Regions from separate parts of the Homo sapiens genome. Here all the other regions are linked to region 1. A link is a loop called in an ENCODE intact Hi-C map of the cell type or tissue named here. Cell type or tissue: PC-9. All regions are shown on one strand. Region 1 has its middle 180 kb from the start of MIR5702. Region 2 has its middle 14 kb from the start of MIR5702. Region 3 has its middle 320 kb from the start of MIR5702. Region 4 holds the start of LOC105373914 (a long non-coding RNA gene). Region 5 has its middle 520 kb from the start of MIR5702.

Region 1 (5,000 bases):
AAGACTTTTGAAACCATGTGATGGGTTCATTTGGATCCTACTGATCCAGACACATTCCTCCCTTCCACTCTCTTGCCCTATTCTGCTGCATGTTTGTTTTCAAATATACCAAATTCCTGCAGTTCTCAGAATTATTGTGTTTGGTGGATCCAAAATAAGGTTTCAACCCTATGATGGCATCCAAACTTCTGTAGACTATGGTATAGAGACCACTCATAGATAACACATTTTTTCACTTTACATCCTTCTTAGAGGAATGGCTCTTAGGTGTACATTCTCTATAGCACCTGGCACAGAGCTTTGCTCACAAAAGATACTCAATAAATAAATAAAATGTGTGTGGATTAGGTTACTTGGCAGCAAATACTCTGTTGCAGGACCAAATCGCTGTCAACAAGGGCATGCTCAAAACAGCTCTTCTACTAGAACCAAAGCAAAACTCCAGAGACACGAGAGACAATTGACATATAAAATTTACAAATGTCTTCTATGGTTGAGATCAGAAATTCTTTCAAGGAAAACTAAAGCACAACCTCAGCAGTGACTCATACTCAAGGTATTTAAGGAAGTAGCAAGAAGTACATTGGGCTGTCTTTTCAACTCCAATTTATCACATCTCAGAATCTCCCCTTTACGAAAGATTTATTCTTGAACAATTCCATACTAAATCTTTCCTCTTCTCCTGTTGAATCTTTATGCAAGTAGAGTCAAAGACAAAGAATTCCTTTTTCCACCTATTCATAGAATATCCTTTCTAATCCCAAGGCCCCTTACTTAATGCCATTTTTCTATCCATTCAGGATCCCTATGAACAAACTCCTATGATTCCAGTTTGTGTGTAAGTACACATAGTTAATTATGATGGACTATACATTCCTGAAGCTAACTGTGGCCACTTTAAGAAGAACCTCCTTCCAAAAACAAACAAACAAACAAAAAAAACAAAAAAAAAAAAAAGAAGAAGAACCTCCTTCTTAAAAGGCCCTTGGAAAGTAAGTATAGTGATTTAAATAACTAGCTGGGTGTGGTGGTTCACACCTGTAATCCCAGCATTTTGGGAGGCTGAAGTGGGAGAATTGCTAGAGCCTAGGAGTTCAAGACCAGCCTGGGCAACATAGGGAGACCCCATCTCTACAATAAATGAAAAATTAGCCAGGTGCGGTGGCACGTGGCTGTGTTCCCCGCTACTCAGGCAGCTGAAGTGGAAGGATCACTAGAGCCCAGGAGTTTGAGACCAACCTGGGCAACATAGGGAGACACCATCTCTACGAAAAATAAATTAACCAGGTGTGGTGGCATGCACCTGTGCTCCCAGCTACTTGGAAGGCTAAGGTGGGAGGACGGCTTAAGCCTAGGAATTTGAGGCTGCAGTGAGCTGTGATTGCACCACTGCACTCCAGCCTGGGAAACAGAGCAAGACCCTGTCTCAATAAATAAATAAAATAATTAACTAAAAATTTCAGAAAAAATAAATAATCCATTTGCTCCCAAAAGATCTCCAAGAGAATACTACCATGACCATACAGGCAGGATAATTTATCCTTGATCATGAGTAATACATTTGTCTTTGCATTTTTGTATTGGTAGATAAACAGCTCATATTATGAAAAATCATTATGAAACAGCTCTTAAAGACATAAGGAAGAGGAACATGGATAAAAAAACAGGTAGTAGAAGTTGGTGGGAGAAAAGGGATAACAGATCACCCTTAAACAAGCCAGAAACTTAATTATCACCTTTAGTTAAATCCAAACACCCAGTCTCCTGTTTCAAGGAGACCAACTCACAGAATATTTTTCATGACTAACCTTATGTTTGCAACTGAAGATTAAAAACTAAATATTATTTGACAAGTTTTTATATGACGACATAAAGAGTGGCTAGTGCCCGCTGTTGACTCAGACATTTCTGCCAACCTCTTTTGCCTGCCAAAATATAGCTTCAATAAGCACACATAAATTTTATTTTTAATAAATAACCACAAAATAGTTTCATAAACATACTAAACTGTGGATAATTGTAGCTCACAATGAGTATGTGTTACAGTTTCGGTAAATAGAAGTTACACAGTCTGAAGCTGGCACACGCTAACCCCATCGTATGGATTGATGTCAAACCAGCTCACGCTGGAACACCCTGGTGATTTTCTTGGTAAGCGGCCTATGTGCTAACTACTTGGGCTCCTGCCTTCTTCCAGCAGTCCTCCTGTTAGTCTACGCAGACATTAGGTTTCAGAGTCCTGAGAATTTAAAAGGATAGCTGAGGTCTCTGCTTGGTGTCCCAAAGGGTCTTTGCGGTAAGAAAAGTTCCTTATGCCCTGACCAACATGTAGACACCTATAATACTTTAAAATGAATAAATAAAGGGCATTTGGGGAAATAAATACTGATGTGATGAGAAGGAACCAGTGAGAATAAACTGTTCTTTCTAACTAACTTTTCTTGGAATTTACATGTTCCTTTTACTCAAAAGATCCTTTTGGAAGAGTGTATTGCCTTTTCCTCTGTTGGCAGACATTTCTTTCTCTTTTTTTATTTTTTTATTCCTTGAAAAAAGCAGCTTATTGAAAGCTTAATGAGTTTTTCTTTTCTGTGTTAGAAATCAGGTTTATTTTTAAGCTTCTTTGACCACACATGTGCTTTGATGAACTTCCCTCCCATTCGTGGAAAAGAGCTCTAGGTTCCTAACACTTCCAGCTCCAATTCTCCACATTCTCCTTCACTTCACATCGACCCCTGGGAAACTTAGAGTGAGAAAAAGTCAAAGGGGGAATTTTTTTTTTTTTTTTGTAATGTACTGAGCTTCCTTTTGAAGACGAGGAAAGAGAGTTTTATCTTCAGTAAAAACAGGCCCTTTTGTGGAAAGGAGACGTGATGACTGATCAAACAGCATTCAGCATTCCAGGGATGCCAAGATATCGCTGGGTTAAATGGTGGAGATGACCCAAAGACCCTGCGCTGTTTGAAAATAAATAAAATTACTCCGGCAACATATTCCGCATTCCTGTTTGTACTCGGCAATCTACATGCTTTAGATTCTGCCTGTGGTTACCTTCACTCAGGTCTTAGCTCACAGTTGAATTTATTCAGTCAGAATTTACTGCAAACTTCCTTATGGGATGCATGAAACTGGGCCCTAGGATGGATGGGGCAGTGTGCATGGTAAGGAGGCAGGATAGAGCAAGAGGGTGGCCCTGACACCAGGAAGTGCTCAGCCTGAGGCCTTGGAATATTGCAGAGCCATGGATTAAGGGCCTCATGGGCACAGGGAGAGAGTGACTCACTCTGCTGGAGGTTGACCTCCATCAGGAGGAATGCCTCGTGGTGTTTTGTGACCTATGAAACATTGGCAGCCTGCAGTGCTGCCGCACAATTCTGTTATGTTTTTCAGCACTGCCAAGGGTAGATTTCTCATCTTAACCTCAGTCCTCCTCCAGTCTGCATCCTTTATAATCCTACACAACCCCCAGCAATGGTTCTCTAAGCACACCCTCCCTGACTCCAGTTAACCATTTTTTCTATCCTCACCCCAAATTAAATTCAACTCTCTTTGTGTATTTCTTGTTAAACAGCTATGTGTAGAAAGCTATGCAGGACACAGAGGTGCAAGATCTTGTGCATCAAAAAGCTTATCACCCAGTAGGAGAGTTAAACACGTAAAAATTTAAGTGGAAAAAAAATGTAATAGAACTGCAAGTGCTGTGAGCACTTAGACAAGGTAGTGACACACTTTGGTTCAGCGAGATTGTGAAGTTTTCACAAAGGTTCTGGCACATAAACTGAACCAAGATGCATGGACACGTTTCCTAGAGCTCCAAGGAACAGCATGAGCAAAAGACTAAAGTTATGTGGGTAGGCAGCCAAGGGTGTTTGAATTTGAGTGTGGCCAGGGCATAGGATAGTCAGAGAAACAGAAAAAGAGCTGAAAGGGTTGGTTCGGGCCAGATCAAATCCAAATCAAGGTAAGTAAAAGTTACTCTGTGAGTAATGGGGAAGAGTTGAAGTTTTCCTAGGAAAAAAATAACTTCCATTGCCCTGTGGTTAAGAATGCTAACCCTGGTCCTGGCTAACACGGTGAAACCCCGTCTCTACTAAAATTACAAAAAATTAGCCAGGCGTGGTGGCGGGTGCCTGTAGTCCCAGCTACCCGGGAGGCTGAGGCAGGAGGATGGCGTGAACCCGCGAGGCGGAGCTTGCAGTGAGCCGAGATCGTGCCTCTGCACTCCAGCCTGGGCAACAGAGCCAGACTCCGTCTCAAAAAAAAAAAAAAAAAAAAAAAAAAAAAAAAAAAAAAAAAAAAAAAAAGAATGCTAACGCTGGAAGCAGTGAGAAGGATTGATTAGACAGGATCAAGGCAGGAGCTGGAATGGACCCATGTAAAGGACCCAATAAGAGTGAGCATAGAAGACTTTTAGATAAGAAGCCCTGTAGAGGCTGAAATAAACGTTTTCCTAACATGGACAAGCAAGGCTCCACCGTCCTTCCACTTTTCCTTTTTTAGCAATCAAGCAAGCAACCAAAGACATCAGATGTTAATAAAATGAAATGGCTATAGACAGCACTGTACAGAACCAATAGAACCTTCCACAGTAATGGATACTAGGCACTTGATGTGGAATCACTCTGACTAAAGAACTGAATTTTTCATTTTGTTTAATTTTAATTACTTTTAGTTGGCATAGCCCTATGTGGCTAATCCTACTTTATGGGACCGTGTAGCTCTAAAGAATAAAATTATATTGACTGAACCAGAGATTCAAAGCATTTTGGAAAAATTTACATTATTCTTCTACCGGCCATCAGACTTCAGTGGTGTTGCTGGATTTAGAAGATGGTGTCTACCTATCAAAAGCCCCATGTTTACATATAAGAAGATGCAGTGCCTGTATTTAGCTCAGGCATGAAAAAACTTCAAAACATTTTCACTTTCAAAAGGGATCCCTTTGAGTTGTCCAGAAGGGCCATCTTATCTCCCTTCTACTCAGGATAGCCTATCAGTGG
Region 2 (5,000 bases), 200 kb after region 1:
AGAGGAGCCTCTGAGCAGAGAATGTAGGAACATGGCAGAATAGTGTTCTCACGTTTACTTTAGCTAATTTCTTTTACTTCAAAATCAGTGACAACTAGCATCTTGGTTCATCTTGCTGTTTTTTGCCTGGATATGGCAGATAGAAAAGCCAGAGGGAAAATGCAACAGAGAGAGTGTGTGACAAATATAGAAAGACCATGTAACCAACCAGTGGCCTCCATCTCATCCCTACCTTCTCAAAACTTTGCTTTTAAAAAGGCAGTAGAGGACAGTAACAAAAGCACGGGCTTTAGTGACAGACAAATCTGGGTTTAAAGCCTAATGCTTCCATTCACCAGCTGTGCAACTTTGAGCTCATTACCTAACTTTTTCTGCATCTCTTTTCTCTCATCTGTCAAATGCAATAATATTACCTTCCTCCCTGGGTTGTTGAAAGGATTAAACGAGATAATGGATGTAAATGCATTTATATCATGTGCTAAGTAACTATTTCAGTGACTACTGCTGTGGCTATTGTGCCTGTTTTTCTCTTTGAAACAGGAACTGGAAAGATGACCTCCCTTTGTCTCTTAGCGTTGCCAAACACGCGCAGATCAGAAACCTTAAGAGAGAAAAGCTGTAAATAGCATGAGGCAGCAGCATGGCTTGTTCATATCCTTTGCCCTAATTGTGACTTGCTAATATTATCTGGCCCTCATCTAAGCTTCACTTTGGATTGGACAGAATATTAACAAGCAGGTGGGGTGGGGCAGGAAGGGGAAGCTGCACCATTGAGCTATGCCACATGAATGCACACCAAGGCAATGAGGTAGGAATGACAAAGTCCAAAAAAAGTAAAAGCAGGAGAACATTAAAAATCTTTCCTTACATGAATGCAAATTCTGAATGATTGCACAATTTATGACTTTGTTCCAGTTAACAAGTTCTCCAGGATCAATCCGGAAAAACAACTTTAAATGTGCATGCCATGGTGTCTGTTCATTTGAACATTTTTTACTACATACACAGTATGACAACTGAATGTTATATGGTTAGATTTTGAAGATGTTTTCACATGCTTACCTACACCATAACTCTCTCTTCTGGTGTATTTGAAATCCTTATATTGCCTTCTGCCTATGAACAATTGCAATTTGTGTCAAACCCAGCCATTAATTTTTCTCAATAAATTTCACAGTTCTACTAGTGAAACTAATGAGATGCACCCACCATTACATGGTTTATTTTAATGTTCCTTGATTGCAAGGATTCTCTGCATCCTAAAAGATGAGTCAAATGTTCTCTCTCCCAGTTCCACTTATTCATCAATGCTTTAAACAAATCAGCTGCCACCTGATTCTAAAAGACAGGGTTGACATGTGTATGATACTCACCCGATCATTTTTCTTGGTTATAGACCCCTGAACACAAATATCCCCCATGTCAGGGGATTTGAAGACATCACAAGTAACAGAGAAGGGCCAGAGTTCTAGAGGAAATATGATTGAAAGTTCTCTTGACCTAATAGTCCCTGGTTGACATGTTCTAATCCTCCTCCAAGTGTCACCTTAGCTAAACTATAATATTTATAGGACAGAATATAAAACAATTGCATCTTCACTAAAGCAGAGAGGGATTTTGACAATCAAAAATGCAATTGAGCCGGGTGTGGTGGCTCATGCCTGTAATCCCAGCACTTTAGGAGGCCGAGGTGGGAGGATTGCTTGAGCCCAGGAGTTTGAGACCAGCCTGGGCAACATAGTGAGACCCTGTCTCTATTTTTTAAAAGTTTAAAAATTAGCTAGACATGGTGGCACCAACCTGTGGTCTCAGCTACTCAAGAGGTTGAGGTGGGAGGATCCCTTGAACCCAGAAGGTCAAGGCTATAATGAGATTTGGTTGCACCATTGCACTCCAGCCTTGGTGATAGAGGGAGACCCTGTCTCGAAAAAGATGCAAGTCTACAACGGAACAGAGGATTAAAATGATATTTAACCTGTGAATTCAAAACTTCTACTTCCCATTTTAATTTGTAAGGGCTTAGGAGGAGGAGGAAAAGTAAACAATTTATAGAAAATAATCAAGGCTATTTTATAACTTATCAATATCCTTGCATGAGAGTCAATAAATAAACAAAGGTGTTTTGGGGCCAAATCAACTGGGTTTGTGAGTCAGTAGCTTATTGATTTCATCTGCCATTTTGTCAGGTGTTAACCCAATGTCATCATCACACAAATGACTGATGAATGCATTCAGTTATACTCAAGAGCCTTGGTGGAATAACTAATTTTACTCACTAAACAATGCCTAAATTAACTCAAATATGGAAGAAAAACTTTAGAGGTCAGAAAACTATTGCATATGTATATTTTCTGACTCCTGATATTTGCATATATATTTATTTCTTCCATCTCTCCCTCTTCTCCTATTTCTTCTTCCCTTTTCATTTTTTTTCTCCCTTTTTTCTTATTTATGGTGAGACATCAGTAGTCTCACAGGTGTTACTAAAAACCAAAGAGTTGATTCACTCGGAGCTCATATTATTTAGGATTACTGATACCTGTTCTATACTCTCAGAGCATTTCCTGGGAATTACTTAAGATTCACTAGGTTCACCATCGTGTGGAATTCATTCACTTGAATTTCCTTTGAGTCAAATGCAGAAATTGACTCCAGTTGTCGACCCAGGGTGTTCATACCTCAAAACCAACAGGAAGCCTAGTAATGATGAAGAGAGAGTAGATAAGGAAGGGGATTAGATGCCAAGAAATAAAGCCCTTTTTGTGGTAAGATAAATCTAGCAACCACAAACTGATAAGGAAGGCCCTGAGGCGGCCTTCCCAAGGAGATGCCAATAAGGAAAGCTGATCGTGAATTCAGAGGAAGCAGCTGCCTGCCAGGGAAGGGTGGAGGCCAAGTGGAATGGCAGAGAGATGGTGGCAGCAGCAAAGCCCTGAGTCAGAACTCCAGCATCGAGCCTTGCATGTGATATTACAAGCTACATGGCTCCATGCCAATCATTTCATCTCCCTGAGTCTTAGTTAACCTCCTCTGTACAATGTAGATCATAAGTTTACTCTAGAGAACTGTCCTAAGACTCAAATGAAATCAGGTAGTAGGGTAGTAGCAGTCCCTTGCAAAGTGGAAAGTGATTTATAAATGTCAATGTTAGCCCTTATTATTTGCTGGACTCGTGGCCCAACCTCATGATCTTTGTCTGGAAATACAGGACAAGTTTCTGCATCAGTCTGGTGCAATTTGGAGGGTTTCAAGGAAATTTTCAAAAAAAGAGTCTTTAACCTTGATTAATGGGAAAAAATAATCCCATCTCCAGACTACTTGGATTGAGTGCTGACTCTCAGACATGTTTCAAAGTATGAAGAGTTCATTTTTTGGTATTCCTAGCTGTCTTTCCTTATATCCTATTCCATCCAGTCCTCCTCTGGGAAATACTTTTCTTTTCCCTCCTTCATTGCTCTATTTATTCTCCAGTACTCAAAACCCTATCCCAGAAAAAAAACACTAATAAACTCATTGTATTCGTTACATTTGATTTTTTAATTCAATTGTTTTAAATAATGCAGAAAGTATGACTCACTTATCTGGAAGTCTTGACAAGGGCTGGACAATCCAGAGGCTGGACAATGTCACTAAACACTCAGGTCCGTTCTGTCTCTGCTCTGCTAAACACAATGTCAGCTCCATTCCAAGGTTGTTTTCCATGTGGTTATAGGGTTATTATGTATATCAGTTAGGAGCCTATGCTTCATTGTTCATGTCCAAGGAGCAACAAGGGACTGGGGAGAGAGGGGAGAGGAACAAGAAGGTGCTTTTCCCCAGACATTGAATCAAAGCTGTCTCTTCTGTCTGACTAGATCAACATATGTCACTTACCCCTGAGCCATCATACATAGAATATCACACTCTGTCTGAGTTTTCGAACCAGTTACTGATAAAGGGAAGAAGGTTACCATGTTTGGCCAAGACTAATCAGGGTCCCTTTCTCCCTGGAGCTGGGTCAGTCTCCAATCCCCATAGCTGCTACACGCAGTGGGGACAGTAGAGTGAAGATTGTGGACTCAACCCCAATACCCAGCACATATCAAAGGAAAACATTATTGATGAGATTTCTTGTGTCACTTCTCCCAGATTTCTCTGCATTCCATCAAAGATAGAAAGAAGATGAAGGAATGAATCATTGAAGTGTTATATTTCAGTGATCTGATTTCAAAAAGCTTCCTTTAACAACCCTAATACCATATCCTAGAGATGATTGTTGGGATTTGGGAGGCAAGAAAACTTCTCAAAGTCAGTGTGAGAAAAAACATTCTCACTTATAAGTGGGAGCTAAATGATGAGAACACATGAACACATAGAGGGGAACAACATACACTGGGACTTAACGGAGGATGGAAGGTGTGGGGAGGGAGAGGATCAGGAAAAATAACTAATGGGCACTAGGGCTTCATGCCTGGGTGATGAAATAATCTGTACAAGAAATCCCTATGAAACAAGTTTACCTGTATGACAAACCTGCACAAGTACCCCTGAACTTAAAAGTTAAAATAAAATTACGTAATAAATCCAATAACCTAATTTAAAAAAAATCAGCCTGGTGCAGTGGCTCATGCCTGTAATCCCAGCACTTTGGGAGGCTGAGGCGGGCGGATCACAAGTTCAGGAGATCGAGACAATCCTGGCTAACACGGTGAAACCCCATCTCTACTAAAAATACAAAAACAAACAAACAAACAACAACAACAAAATTGTAGAGCATAGGCCAGTCCAGGAGGCATTTTACCTTAAGAATTGTTTTCAGGTGTGCACAACCCAAAGGAGAGAGGATAGCTTGGGTTGGGGTAGGAGGACATAGAAATGAGACCAAATCTAATAAATTGCAAAATGAAGACAAGATGAAGGTATTAATGTTGACCAAATATAGAGGTTGGGGGTCAGTCAGTGAGGTCAGAAAGTTTGAAATTAAATCTGAAAAAGCTGGGTGTGGGGTCTTTTGGGGAAAG
Region 3 (5,000 bases), 140 kb before region 1:
AGAGATGCCGTAAGAATGGGAGATTAAAGCATTTAATCAAAGGGAAAGGAGTTAAGTAAGAATGTGTAGAGGATTTAGGACTTCAGTTGATTCTGAGAGGAGATTTAAAATCAATCAAAATCAATGAGTCAGGTGTTTCCAATAAAACAATGATCTGCAATTCAGAATTTTGTTGTGCTGATGGTTACTGCAATAAAATGTTTCACCCCCTTGCAAGGCTCATAGTCTAAAGGTATAAGATTTGGATAGTAGAACAAATCCATTATGTGATTCACACTCCTACCTATAGCAACCAAATGTGACATGAAGAATAACAAAAAGAAAAAAATCCCGTACTTGGGAGACATTAAACGTACATGTTTTATTAGTCCGTTTCTACACTGCTATAAAGAACTACCCAAGACTGGGTAATTTATAAAGTAAAAATGTTTAATTGACTCACAGTTCTGCAGACATAACAGGAAGCATGACTGGAAGCCTTCAGGAAACTTGCAATCATGGCGAAAGGCAAAGGGGAAGCCAGCACTTCTTACCATGGCAGACCACTAGAGAAAGAGAGAGGAAACTGGGAAGTGCCACACACTAAAAAAAACAGCTCATGAGAACTCACTCACTATCATGAGAACAGCAAGGGGGAAGTTTGCCACTTGACCCAATCACCTACCACCAGGCCCCACCCCTGACACATGGTGATTACAATTCCGGATGAGATTTGAGTGGAGCCAAATCTCATTCCAGATGATAGCCAAACCATATCCCTTTTATTATTTCTAAAGAATGGAGAGGACTGGGTGTGGTAGCTCACACCTGTAATCCCAGCACTTTAGGAGGCCAAGGTGAGTGGATCACCTCAGGTCAGGAGTTCAAGATTAGCCTGGCCAACATGGTGAAACCCAATCTCTACTAAGAATACAAAAAAAAAAAAAAAAAAACAGTAGCCGAGCGTGTTGGCAGGTGCCTGTAATCCCAGCTACTCCGGAGGCTGAGGCAGGAGAATCGCTTGAACCCGGGAGGCGGAGGTTGCAGTGAGCTGAGATCACATTACTGCACTCCAGCCTGGGCAACAGAATAAGACTCCATCTCAAAAAAAGAAAGAATAAAAATACTCATTCTCTATAATCACATAAAATATGTCTCCTCTTTCCAAAACTATGGCATTGCCCTTCCAAAGTGGAAATCAAACTAGGGAACAGAGACTTACAGAAGCTGAAAACTGGTAACTTTAGGGTAGTAATTCTACTAAAATTTTTTAATCTAACTGTCATTTTAATTATAAAATAATAAAAATAATTAGACTACACAGAAAAAGATAAACTCCAATTTAAAATACAACTGTAATGTGGGAGAAAGCAATTTTTCTCAAAGAATATTATTCTAGGCCCTTACTGAATAGTGTGGATAGCATTTAAATTCCTTTATCACAGCTTAAACTGGTGCTGCTTTATAGAAGTGTTCATATCTGTAATGAGGCTCGAACCCCAAACACGAACACATTCAAGCACAAGATAAAGGCAATTGCTGAATATTAATGAATTTATTGTAGGAAGAGCTACTGAGTTTTCACACACTGTCTTATTCAAAGCTGACTCTATTTCAGCAGAACTCTGCCACCATCTGTCATGATACCAAATATGACTGATCATGAAATAAATAAATGACTGAAAAAATGTGTTCAATTATTTCCTTTGGAGCTTACCATACAGCAAGGGTCAATCCAGGCCAACGTTAGTTTGCCACTTTTTCTAGCTTTCTAAGGCTCTCACCACCACTACACTCCTAATAATTATATATTTCCTAATATCGCTAGACCTAATTTTGTGTTTATGCAAAACAGAAATGCAGATCCTGCAGAAGTGTCTCACATTATATAAATTGTAGATACATTAGAACTGATTATTAAGTCCTGGTTTCTTTTCCCTCCCCGACCACAAACACACACACACACACACACACGCATCCTAATTACTGACTACATTTGGGCATGCTAAATAAAATAAACAAATGAGTCAAAAAAATTTAAGCTCCTTATGCTTATAGAAGGGACCTAGGAGTAAAGAGTCAAGAAAGGACAAGCCTGGATCATGGGAATATCGTGCCTGGAGACCTCACATGAGGTCAGTACTTTTGCTGGATTACTTTTAGCTGTCATGCCACGAGCCTTGTCTTATGACATTCCTATTTTTTTGCCACTCAGATGTTGTTGAGAATATTTTTCATGATAGGCACAAAGGTCTCTCTGTGAGCAACCACTGGAGAATGTTTTTTTTTTTTTTTTCATTTCTAGCTCCAACAATAGATGTATTTCTCATAAGTTATTAGCTTTGCTTTTCATCCTACAGGCGATGTAAGTTGTGAAATTCATCACGTTTCCTTTTTTTATATTTACTGCTATGAAACCCAACCCCAGACAAGTCCATGATCCATCTCTTCTGAAAACAGTCTCCCAGATGCCTAGAGCACAGCAATCGAGGGGCCGTTCTCAGGATGCCTCGCTAGCCTCAGATTCTGACCTCACAGCCCAGCAGGTGTGCAGCATGATTGCTAACTGAACTCTCAGTTCACCTTATTTTTTTCTCAGTTCATGATTTCCTCACTTCCATGTATTATTATTTTGTAGGCAGTTTTAATATATCTATCTTCAATCTGAGGAGTGTAAGTAGATTGTTTAAAGCTATAGAAAACCCAATGCTCATCAAAATTTCCCAGTCAAATTTATCTGCTGTATTATTAGGACTTTCAGAGAGATCATGAGCCTACACTGGTATCTGTATCATGTTCACAGATTTGTGCATTTATAAAATTGTTTAGCTAACAAAAAAGTGAGACTGCATATTGCAATGTTTAACCAAGCAGGTTTTAGAGCCAGTTTAATGGAGTTCAACTTCCAGCTCTGTCATTTAACAGCTATGAGACCAAAGGAAAATTACTTAACCTCTCTTGGTTTCCTCATCACATAAAATAAGAATAAAAGTAGTAACTACTTCATAAGGTTATTATGAAGAGCAAATGAATTAGGTGAAAAGATTTAGCATAGTGCCTGGAGGCTGGTAAATAATATAAAAGCATTTATGTCATTGGTGTATCAATCTAAATTCTTCTTTGTGTTGTATCTGGTACATTTAAAACATCTTCTTAACATTCTTACCTATTATGTAAGTATTAAGCATCATTGTGAATAGTTAAAAAATGAAAGTAATCTGCACAGAAAATGAAATAATCCCCCAAATAAAAAAGCGACCTACATAATGGGAGAAAAATATTTGCAAACCGTGTATCTGATAAAAGGTTATTATCCAAAATATACAAGGAACTCAACAGGAAGAAAACAACCAAATTTTTTAAATGAGCAAAGAATCTGAATAGACATTTTTCCAAAGAAGACACACAAACGGCCAACAGGCATACAAAGAGGTGCTCATCATCATGAATCATCAGAGAAATGAAAACCAAAACCACAATAAGATATCACCTCACACCTGTTAGGATGGTTATTATTAAAAGAAAAAGAGATAACGAGTGTTGGTGAGAGTATGGAGAAAAGGGAACCTTGTACACTGTTGGTGAAATTGTAACTTGGTATAGCCATTATGGAAAACAGTATGGAGGTTTCTCAAAAAATTAAAAATAGAACTACTCCAGCAATCCCACTTCTGGGTATATATCTAAAGGAAATAAAATCAGCATTTTTGAAGTTAAGTTATAAGATGTTATCTTTTATATAAATATTACCATATAAGTTTATAGTATATTTATAGTTTATAATTTTATAATATATTATATATTAAAATATCTTTTATATAAATATTTTAAAGATAAAAAGATATTTTATCATGTAAAATCAGCATCTATACCACCATGTTCATTGCAGCATTATTCACAGTAACCAAGATGTGTAAACTACCTAAGAGCCGATCAATAGATAAAGAAATTGTAATATACCAAGAGATGAATTTTTTCTTTTCACCTCTTGGCATAATGCTATTTAAAAGGCTTGTATTTTCTCTTTATACAATTTTCACCTTTACTTTCAAAGTGTTTTGTTGTATTTGGCTATTGCAGAGAACGCATTGTCCTATCATTTGTAAACTTGGTCTGCTTTCTACGTTCATGGTATGGAAATGATGTGATTCTTTGTACAGTTTATGCTGATGTTCCTTGTAATGCAGTAGAGGCTATTTTGCCTTCCCTCTTCTTTCTCATCATTTTGTAAACTCCATAATTATGAAGTGATTGCTTGAGAAAATAACATATAAACATAGAATAGAGTAGACTGACCAAGATGGTTTACAATTTCTTTTTTTAACTGGGTTATTCTGTATTTCTGAACCACTTGGCAGAGAAATTCGCAATACTTAATGTTCATATTTTGAGTAAAGGAAGCTAAAACCATCTTTTCTTTTTGGTACTACATGCATTAGCAAAAGGTTAGGTAAGTTTGTGAAGTCATATTTAACATCTCAAAAAATAATCTTGCGTGTTCCATAGTTTTGTATTAAATCGGTCATGTCATAGGCACTACGTCAAGTACAAATAGGTTGTTTACTTGTTTACAGTCGTATAGTAACAAATTCTCCCTCACAGCTTCAGATTGGTATCTATAGACTTATAGTTCAAATACAATACCTGAATATCCCAAGTAGTTCTTCCTAAACCCAGTTGAGCATAGAAGAGATGTAACAGGGAGGTGCAGTGTGTGGAAGCTGCAAACAAGTAGGCCAAAATGAAAGGAATCTACACAGAAAATGAAATAACCAACACAAAAAAGAAACCTGCAGAATGGGAGAAAATATTTTCAAACCATGTATCTGATAAAGGGTTATTATCCAAAATATACAAGGAACTCAACATCAAGAAAACAAATAAACCAATTTTTTAATTGGGCAAAGACCCTGATTAGATAGAGTTTGAATCTTGCACTGGTAATATACCAGAGCCCTATTAGTTTAGTGATTAGGTATGAGGATAGGAAACACTTTCTGTAATCATATGAAAAAGCTGAA
Region 4 (5,000 bases), 590 kb before region 1:
TTATTGCAGCACTAGGGACAACAGCCAACATATGGAATCAACCTAAGTGCCCATCGGTGGATGACTGGATAGACAAAATGTGGTATATGTACACAGTGGAATATTGTTCAGCCATAAAAAAATGAAATCCAGTCACTTGCAACAACATGGATGGAACTGGAGGTCATTACATTAAGTGAAATAAAACAAGCACAGAAAAACAAATATTTCATGTTCTTATTCATATGTGGGAACTTAAAAAAAAGTGGATCTCATGAAGATAGCAAGTAGATTGGTGGTCACCAGAGGCTGGGAAGGGTAGAAGGGAGGAAAAATGAAGAGTAGTTGATTAATGGGTGCTAATATACAGTTAAATAGAAAAAATAAGACCTAACATTTGATAGATGAGTAGCATGATTCTATTGTTTATTTCAAAATAGCAAGAAAAGAATAATTTGAATGTTTTTAGCATAAAGAAAAGACAAATATTTAAGGTGATGTATACCCAATCACACTGTATGGCAGTTAATATTAGGTGTCAACTTGATTGGATTGAAGGATGCCTAAATAGCCGTATTGGGTCTGACTATGTCTGTGAGGGTGTTGCCACAGGAGATTAACATTTGAGTTACTGGACTGGGAGAGGAAGACTCACCCTCAATGTGGGTGGGCACCACCCAATCAGCTGCCAGTGCAGCTAGAACAAAGCTGGCAGAAGGTGGGAGAAGAGGGCTTGCTGAGTCTTCTGGCTTTCATCTTTCTCCCATGCTGGATGCTTCCATCCCTTATTCCTGCCCTTGGACATCAGACTCCAGGTTCTTTGGCCTTTGGACTCTTGGACTTACACCAGTGATTTGCCGGGGGGCTCTTGGGCCTTGAAGCTGCACTGTTTGATTCCCTATTTCTGAGGCTTTTGGACTCGGACTGAGCCATTACTGGCTTCTTTCCTCCTCAGCTTGCAGATGGCCTATTGTGGGACTTCACCTTGGGATTTTTTGAGTCAATTCTTCATAATAAGCTCCCCTTCATATATGCATATATCCTATTAGTTCTGTCCCTTTGGAGAACCCTAATATACACTGATTTGATCTTTATAAATTATATGAAAGTATGATATTACCCCATATACCCCAGAATTATGTACATCTATTATGTCAATAAAAAATTAATTAAAAATTTTCAAACTCTTCTTGCAATAAAAATAATCAACTGTCAATTTTCTCTATGTCTTATTTGATGTATGCCCCCTATAGTTATGTGACCTTGGACAGATCCCATAATCACCTTAGACTATATCACAATTATATCACAAATAATATATTATTTATTTGTGAAATATCACATTTGATCACTAGATGATGTCTAAAGCCACTCTGTCAATGAACATCTACAGTTCCATGAGTTTATATTCTGCTTTCCTTCATAGCAATTCCTGTAATTTGTAATAATCCATCCTGTTATTGTTGCTTTTTGAAGTCTCTCTCTCTTCATACTAGATTATAAACTCCATGAGGGCAGAGACCATCTCTGCCTTTTTTACCACTATTAGCTCAGTATCCAGTAGAATGTCTTAGATGTAATTAGGCAAATAAAGTTTTTATTTGTTTGTTTGGCTTTTATTACAAATGTTACATATGCCTTTGGTTTTAATGAAACATCATCTAGATTAATAGCTTTAAACAGGCATGACCTTGCTTTTGTCCAAGCTCAAATGTCTGTGTGCATGTCTAGACATAACACATAATATGTATTCTATATGTATACATTTTCCTTGAATTGGAAATATGCTTTGGTGTTGATAGTTTAAAATCTATGCAAATCATTCTATCAAATCATTGTAAATTAAAAAAAACTACTAAGCTCATATGTCTGGCATGCTAAAACATGTAAAGTTTTATGAGTTGAACAGAGGGTAGTAATTCAGTGATGGGTACATATTTTTAGATGATTTTTGTAGCTCAAAATTGATATGAAACAAAATATTACTAATGATAGTTGAATTTTTAAGCAGTTCCGCCTTTTGCCTCTAGATGTCTCACCTGGAATTCCCATTGTATAATAGAAGATCTTCTGATGCAACACCCCACTATAGGGCTTGGCTGAAATGTCATCTTGGGAACTCAAAGAGTAAACCATGTGAATTTAACTGCAATTGGGTCAAAACATTCCATCAGTATTTTTTTAACTTTCTGGAAAAATGCAAATAACAGATGGTGGGAGAATAGGCAGATTTATGAGAAAAGTGACTTTGTATTAGTCATTCTGATGAGCCACATCCCAAGGAGCCCTGCCTTTTTGGCTATGATGAACAGTTTCCAGGTGTAACCCCTGGTGTTGGGAAAGTAATATTTAAGACAATGGCCATCAGCCCATCTTAAAAGCTTTTTTTCCACTTCAAACATAATTTATATCATTTATATCCCAGTTGGTGAGGTATGGAATTCAACATATTAATATATGACTTTAGGATATGACTTATGTAAGAAAAGTAATAATTTTACCCTAAAAAAGAAAATATTCTATGAGTTCAACCAAAAACAAAGTAACAGTTTTATTTCTTGAGAGGATAGGAAACATTTTGGCAATGGGCAGAAACAGGAGTTTATTAAAATTTGTGAACATACGTAATGAGACATAATTCTCTTGTAAATATCCCTATTAGTAAAAATGTTTCCCAATACCATATGTTATATAGATTGATATATACTATATGTGCTAATACTATGATAATATTTAGTCTATAAGAGAAAAGTGAAAAACAAAAAAAAAACAGATGGCCTGAAATGGATTAGAAGTAATATTCTGTTTCAGGTGACATTCAAACTACTTCAAAGTGGTGTAGAATATATTCTATTTGGGTGTCTTTAGATATGCTGAGCTTCTACCACAAAATCTACATTTCTCTAAAGTAAGGAAGAAAGGGATACCTTTTCATCCCTGAAATAGTTCTGGCCAAAACAGACAATTAGTATTTATTTGTTGAGAAAAATGAATGAATGAATGAAAGGGGAGCAGAATCTGATTATTTTCTTGCATATTTACTAAATAAATGCTTGCTTTCTTTGTAGTTCTTAAAATTATACTAGGCTTAAGTTTCTATGTTTTTTAAATTTCGTTTGTTTTATTTCAATTTTTAATTATTTTAATTTTTGGCAAAACGTATGATTCTCAAAATATGTCGTATAACTAATCACGTTGATAGATAAAAAATAACCACAAGCAAGCAACCACACAAACAAGCAGTGTGCCCCACTTTCCATCTGCTTTTGTTTTATTTTCACGAGTTATCTTTTTTTTTAGTTGATTCTAGTCAGTTTGGGTCACTTAAGTTACATGTAACAAATACTGTATGTCACTTTTATATTTAAATATATTTTCAAAGAATCATCGCTAACTACTTAATCATCTCTGAATTTCGGAGCCTGGCATGGAAATCTCTCCCCAAACTAGTTTCATCCTCCTTATCTAGTATTTTCTTCCACACTAACAATTGAAAAAACAAGCTAAGGTCTCTCCGCCTAATTACCTACTGTGGTAAATAATTGTTCAATTCAATTATTACCTACTTACTTCATATGCTTGTTCTGGTTCACTCAGGTAGATGTGATCAAATCTATTCCTACTTAAGAAAATTGAAGGACCATTATTTGCCTAAGGTCTTAACCGTCTGCCTAGACTTTAAAGTCACTGAGGTTAGCAACTGTGACTTATTCCTAGAAACACTGTTTGGCCTTCAACAAAAGTTGGTAAAAGTAAATTGAATTCCATTTGCCAATCTACCAGTTAAAGAGAGACATATGACTGACATTATCAGTGGAAGGAGTAATGGTACAGGTCTAATAAGCTCTTAATGAGAAGTAGAATGTCAGTGATAAGAGAGAAAGAGAGGCACAGAGAGAAGTTTGTGAAAAAAGAGAGATGAGAGAGAGTTACAAGAGGAAAAGAGGAACAGAGGGACAAAGAGGAATGGAATGAGCAGCAAAAAGGATAACTGGGCTTCTCCCTTACCCCTGAATAGTATTGTGTCTGGTATCTTCTGTCTCAGCTCTCTCTCATCTTTCGTATTTTGTATAATGGCGACGTTTGGGCTTCCAGTGAACCCATCGCCCAATAGTGAACCGACTTCTTCTTAGAAGTTCACTGGGAACCAATCAGCCTTTAAAGTCTTTGGGAATCTAGCCGGGAGCCAACCAGGGATCAGCCCCTGCTCTGCAGGTCCGGAGAAGAGAGGAGGGTGAGACAACTACCTCACCCTGTGTCCCTTCCCTTGCACAATTTGATATTCTAGTAGCTTCAAAGGTCCTTTTCTCCCAAATAGTATCCACTTCTCAGAGCATAGACTGAGTGCTTGGTCCACAGGGCAGCTGGAATTCTCTAGGAGGCTACAGATCAAAATCCAGGGGCTTACACTTGCCTGTAAAGTTGGAAAGTATTTAAATTTTAAATCATTTGTGATCTTGGATGATTCACTTACATTCTCTTGGTCTCAATTTTCAAATTCTAAAGGGATTTCCAATTCTATGCTGGATTTGTTGCAGAACTCTTTTAAGTATGAGGTCCTATTATTCAATTCTGGAACTCAGAGTCGGGTATTCAATCTAATCCCCTTATCATGATGGCTCAATTAAATTTATTTCTAATGTAATAATGATTATGTAGAGAAATTTATATCACAGATAGGTATAATCTAATTTTTAAAATAAATATGTAAAGTAGTTATTAGACTCTGATTTTATATTTTTACATCCTCCTTTTCAGTTATATTAGAAAATAAAGTAAGTTTTGATTTCTTTACAAACTCAATACATATTTATTGAGAATCTACCATGAGCCAACCCCTGCTAAGTGCTTGGAATACAGCAATGAAGAAAACATTTCTTATCCTCCACATGAAGCAGACACTTGAACTGATGGAAAGGCTAATAGTTCTAGCTAAATTGTATGTTTTGTGGACACAAAGACGGAAATAACAGACACTGAGGACTCCAAAATAGAAGAAGGGAGGAGGGGGGAGAGGGTTG
Region 5 (5,000 bases), 340 kb before region 1:
ATTGTTTTGTCTTCCTACATCTAAAATAATTATGCATGTCAACGTTTATTAACTAGGCAGTGGAATAGAAAATATAAGTTTTATTTTCAGTATTTTCATTGACTTGTGTGTGAACTGGGTTAGACACTTCATCAGCAGGAAACAATAGCATTTATTATGCTCTATCCTGCAAGGAACCTGGTTTTAGGTATTCTGATAAAGTAATTTTTCTGGGGAAAAGGCATGGTTTCTGTTTATAATCTAAGAAAGCAATGTAGAGGCAGACAGAACAAGCATTGTTCAAACACATACAACCTGCTTTTAAATACACATTCTTCATATGGCTTTTATAAAATTTTCCTTTGGTAATAACTTTTAAGGAGGCAAAAAGTTGGCAAGAATAAGATTAAATCAAAATGCCCTAAATAATATGGCCAAAGTCACTTTAGAGAAATGGTTCTTAAACTTGGGGGAGGGGGATCATCAATTCCAGAAAAAAAAATCTGTGTGTATAAATATCGACATTTGGTAGAAAATATTGAGATTTTCAGATCTCCTTTTTTGAACCCCAATTTAAGAACTCCAATTACAGTTTTCCAGAAACAGTTTACAAAATGCTCAATCTTGCTAAAATAGAATAATATTTACTAAAACTGTATGACCTTTTCTCCCTTTTCCTTTTCCATTTCTTCACTTTTCTTTCTCCCTAAAAAATTTCTCTCTCTCTGTCTCTCTCTCTCTCTCTCTCTCTTCCTGCCACCTCTCTCTCTCCTCTCTCTCCTTTTGGTCTTCTGTGAGTTAGTTTCAAATACTAAACCACCTACAATTTACTATACTTAACAAGAGTTTTGTAGTAAGGAAACAGAGATGAAAAAAAAACACACACACAAGGCTTTTCATTTCTCCTCTCCCTCCTGCACGTGATGATACTGGATATGACCAACCCTAATCCATATCATATTATCTTCTCCCTGTGCCTTGCCCTAGAGACCACAGCTACCTGGAAGACTTTGCTCTGAAATATAAAAACTTCTGACTTTGGCATCTAGACATTGCTAAGTATGTGTGCACTCACTCTCCATGAGGAGTGTCTCATCTCAGTGTTTCAAGCTATGCTCCTGAATTTCTGTATTATTTAGAGTGACACTAGCTGCTGTAACTAAACACCCAACCCCCAATATTTCACTGGCTTAACCCATGAAAAGTTAATTTCTTGCCCAGAATAGATGTTCTGTTCACAATAGTTCAGAGCAAATGCTCCTGTCCTCTATGAGTGAGTCAGGACTGTTCTTTCTGGTCATTCAGGACCCAGCATGGCATGGAAAAAAAAAAAAGAGGGCAGGACTGGCCCATCTGTGGCTTAACCCCTAGGCCTGGAAGTGCCACAATCATTCCCACACATGTTATTGTAAGTGAAAACCAGTCACATGGCACCTAGAAGTGAATAGATGGGCCGGACATAGTGGTTCACTCCTGTAATCCCAGCACTTTGGGAGGCTGAGGCAGGAGGATGGCTTGAGGCCGGGAATTTGAGACCAGCCTGGGCAATATAGCAAGACCCTATCTCTACAAAACCGTTTTTGAAAATTACCTGGGCATGGTGGCACATGCCTGGAGTCCCAGCTCTTCAGGCTAGGCTAAAGGATCACTTGAGCTTAGGAGTTTGATGCTGCAGTGAGCTATGACCATGCCACTGCACTCCAGCCTGAGCAACAGAGTGAGATCCCATCTTAAAAAATAATAATAATGAAGAGGTGAAGATGGAGCTGGAAATCCTAGTCTTTGTCCTGGCAGCTGCTTCCAGCAACAATTCTACACTGTGGAAGGTCACCATGGATTTTTGGTGAACTGCCAGCCATCTTTGCTTAGCACCTTTTTGATAAGCAAGGTGTTTCTCATCCTGCTTTGCTTAGGAATCACCGTTATGCACTACCCAGGTGTATATTTGTTGTTTGTTGCTGTGAAAAATAATTTCCCAAAATTTCATGACTTAAAACAACAAATACTTTGTATCTCATGTTTTCTATGAGTCAAGAGTGTTGATGTGGCTCAACCGGATGCCCGTGGCTCACGGTCTTTCATAGACATCAACAGACACTGCAGGGAGGATCCACTTACAAGCTCACTTTCCTGGCCACTTGCAGGCCTCACTTCCTCACTGGCGGTTGGTGGTAGATACAGGTGCCTGGCCACTAAGGTCTTTCCACTGGGAAACTCACAACTTGGCAGCTGGCTTCCACTGTAATGAGCCATCAAGAGAGTGAGAAAGGAAACTCAAGGTAGAATTCACCATATTTTGTAGCCTATTCTTGTTAGTTTCATCCTGTGAAATTAAATAATTCAAACTTAAAGCTGTTGGAACTTTAAATTATTTTAAACCTTAAGAGGAATGTGGCTATGTGGCCTGAGTCACAAAGCATGAAGCTGCAAGTTCTGCTTTTCTGATTATAGATCATATCTCTTCCTCATTCTTGCCCTGTAAATGATTAGGAAAGGCTGAACGGCACCAGAGATAAGACCCATCAAAACCATTACCCCTCCCTACAGAAAGTTAAGGCAGTTTTCCTCCGAATGTAACCAATCAAATCACTATAACACATGTACTAACCTGTTTTGAAAAATGCTGCAACCTTGTTAAGCTTCTCTGTCTTCGCCTATATAAATGAAACCTTACTTTCCCCACCTTGGAATGCTGACCCATTCTTTTGGAGTCTGTGTTTCCCAGGTGGCTACTCTTAAGCTCTGCACTCAAATAAACTTTATACTTAGTCATATTTCCCAAATCTCATCTTTTAAGGTTGATGATGTCATCAATATTGCTGCATTGTTTTAATTTGGAGCGAGTCACAGGTCCAATTCATGCTCAAACAAAGATCAGTACACAAGGTTATGAGTAGCAGGGAGCAGTGATGAGGGATCATGTTCCAGGTTGCCCACTGACCACAGGTGTGGGCAGAGAAGGCTCTCTATCTGTAGTCTCTAGCATTTAAAAATATGTAAACATCTCTCAACTTGTTTTGGTAACAGGAATGTAAGAAGGTGTCTAGACATCTAATTCTTTTCTAAAATAGAACTGGGAAAAGAGCCCGCCTGGTAGAAAGTAGTGGGTGATCAGGGTGGCCAGTTCAGGAGCCTGCACAGATTGGAGGCTCTTCTGGAACATGTGGCTGAGGCTGGGTTTTCTTGTTGCTCTCCTGTATGTCACAGTCTCACATATTTATTTTCTTTAATTAAATTTATGTATTTTTGCTTCATATTACTTTTTTTTTTTTTACCTTAACTTTAACAATGAAAATTTCAAGATCCAGTAAATGGTCTAAGACAGGAGAAAATGGTAAAATATTTATATTCAACATATAGGCCCATTGAAAGCTGTGTTCTTTTCACTTAATAATTGACATATGCAAATTTTTAAATACCATAATTGCTTTACACTCTATTCATTATTTTAATTTTTTTCAATTCTTAATTTTAAAACATTGTTTTTATTCTAGTAAAAGAGAATTAGAATTTATCATTTTAACTTTTTTTTTTCCTTTTTTCTTGAGATGGAGTTTTGCTCTTGTTGCCCATGCTGGAGTGCAATGGCGCAATCTTGGCTCACTGCAACCTCTGCCTCCCGGGTTCAAATGATTCTCCTGCCTTAGCCTCCCGTATAGATGGGATTACAGGCATGTGCCACCATGCCTGGCTAATTTTGTACTTTTTTAGTAGAGACAGGGTTTCATCATGTTGGCCAGGCTGGTCTCGAACTCCTGACCTCAGGTGATCCACCCGCGTTGGCCTCCCAAAGTGCTGGGATTACAGACGTGAGCCACCGCACCCGGGTATTTTCACCATTTTTAGGCATACAATTCAGTGGCATTAAATATGTATATATTTTGTGCAACCACTACTACAAACCATTGCCAGAACTTTTTCATCTTCCCTGAGTGACACTCTGTACCCCTTACTGATTTTTATAACAGGGTTCTAATCACTTAACTGTCATTTTCTTCTCTCTCCTTAAAAATCTTTTTGACTTTGATTCTTTTTCTAATTTATATAGTCTTTGGCTTCCTATCTAAAAAGCAGCTGTTCATTCTTAAAAATAATCAAGAGATTAGAGTTTTATTCAGTTTTATTTAAGGAGATAATATGACTAGGAGTTTCGTTCCATTATATTCAAGAAGCTAAGATGGTTTAACTCCTTGGCTGCTCCTAGCACCTCAAAACCATAGCTGGGTGTATTTCAATGACACCTGCAGGTTTAACTTGCTCTAGTCCATGAGACCTTATTAAACTCCTAAGAATAATAAATAACAACAATCTACATGTTTAGCTGAGCCACTCTTTATTCATCTCTTTTGTAGCTAAGTCGCTCTTTTCATCCTGATTCTAGTGAATAGACCTTTGCTTTATTCTTCGTGACCACGTATCAGGGTTCTAGGAGCCAGGCATTTTCTTCCAGAACTTTCTACCTGTTGCTCTGGTTCCCATGACCAGCTCCAAGCGTGCTCTTCCCAGAGTTTGAGGGAGGTACAGACATGTACATGAAACTCCATTGCTTTGTCTCTACTTCTTGTCATCAGAGCCCTTTCTTATCCTCTCTACTATCTCACACCTGGATCTTTCTGGATCCTCTATCTTGTCAAATGGAGCTTTCTTATCTCTGGGTCCTGACCATTCTTTTTTGTCTATCCTGCTGAAGCCCAAACCTATGCTCTGTTACTTTCTGTCTTTCACATTCTTCTGGGACAGTAAAACCATTTTGAGTTTGGACCAAAAGATGAATACTTTTGGTCATAGCATTCAAAATGGAATGAATACTGTTCCTTCCAGAAGGAAGAGGTAAGAAGAACTCGTTTTTGATGCATGTGTCTAAATTCTAATTCTGTATGTCCAACATAGACTGTTATTTGTCCAACTAAAATCTGTTCTGCTTTTTCCAGAGTACTAGTGTATATCTGGGTGCTGAGTTGCTTAGGCACACCACATCTTCCTGCCTCTTGGTAGTGAGGTGTGGCCATGCAACTAAATTC

What was found. Hi-C counts contacts between places; a loop is a spot of excess contacts. Peaks named below come from ENCODE experiments on the same cell type or tissue, not always from the same donor. Only the 100,000 strongest peaks of a DNase experiment are listed, where the experiment ranks them.
Region 2: a loop joins it to region 1, with 11 times the contacts of the local background. A loop is called at or near these places in 3 of 110 quality-filtered maps.
Region 3: a loop joins it to region 1, with 7 times the contacts of the local background. A loop is called at or near these places in 2 of 110 quality-filtered maps.
Region 4: it touches region 1 in a loop (13-fold over the local background); 3 of 110 quality-filtered maps call a loop at or near these places.
Region 5: a loop joins it to region 1, with 17 times the contacts of the local background. A loop is called at or near these places in 2 of 110 quality-filtered maps.

Annotation. Positions count from the first base shown.
Region 1 is chr2:226,475,264-226,480,263 of GRCh38, forward strand. No RefSeq gene overlaps it. Among named protein-coding and RNA genes, the nearest start is that of MIR5702, 180 kb to the right of the region's middle. RefSeq lists an enhancer at 2,662-3,212 and a silencer at 2,850-3,144. In PC-9, no CTCF peak of the experiment used is centred here; DNase peaks (open chromatin) are centred at 548 and 3,108; H3K27ac peaks cover 931 bases.
Region 2 is chr2:226,670,679-226,675,678 of GRCh38, forward strand. No RefSeq gene overlaps it. Among named protein-coding and RNA genes, the nearest start is that of MIR5702, 14 kb to the left of the region's middle. In PC-9, no CTCF peak of the experiment used is centred here; a DNase peak (open chromatin) is centred at 2,793; H3K27ac peaks cover 2,402 bases.
Region 3 is chr2:226,333,037-226,338,036 of GRCh38, forward strand. No RefSeq gene overlaps it. Among named protein-coding and RNA genes, the nearest start is that of MIR5702, 320 kb to the right of the region's middle. In PC-9, no CTCF peak of the experiment used is centred here; no DNase peak of the experiment used is centred here.
Region 4 is chr2:225,887,524-225,892,523 of GRCh38, forward strand. It overlaps LOC105373914 (a long non-coding RNA gene), which reads right to left and starts at 4,068. Exons shown (of 7, transcript XR_007088110.1): 1 at 3,988-4,068. LOC107985992 (a long non-coding RNA gene) reads left to right here. Exons shown (of 3, transcript XR_001739907.2): 3 at 1-1,195. In PC-9, a CTCF peak has its summit at 2,063; a DNase peak (open chromatin) is centred at 2,078; H3K27ac peaks cover 1,245 bases.
Region 5 is chr2:226,134,836-226,139,835 of GRCh38, forward strand. No RefSeq gene overlaps it. Among named protein-coding and RNA genes, the nearest start is that of MIR5702, 520 kb to the right of the region's middle. In PC-9, no CTCF peak of the experiment used is centred here; DNase peaks (open chromatin) are centred at 2,466 and 2,746; H3K27ac peaks cover 1,426 bases.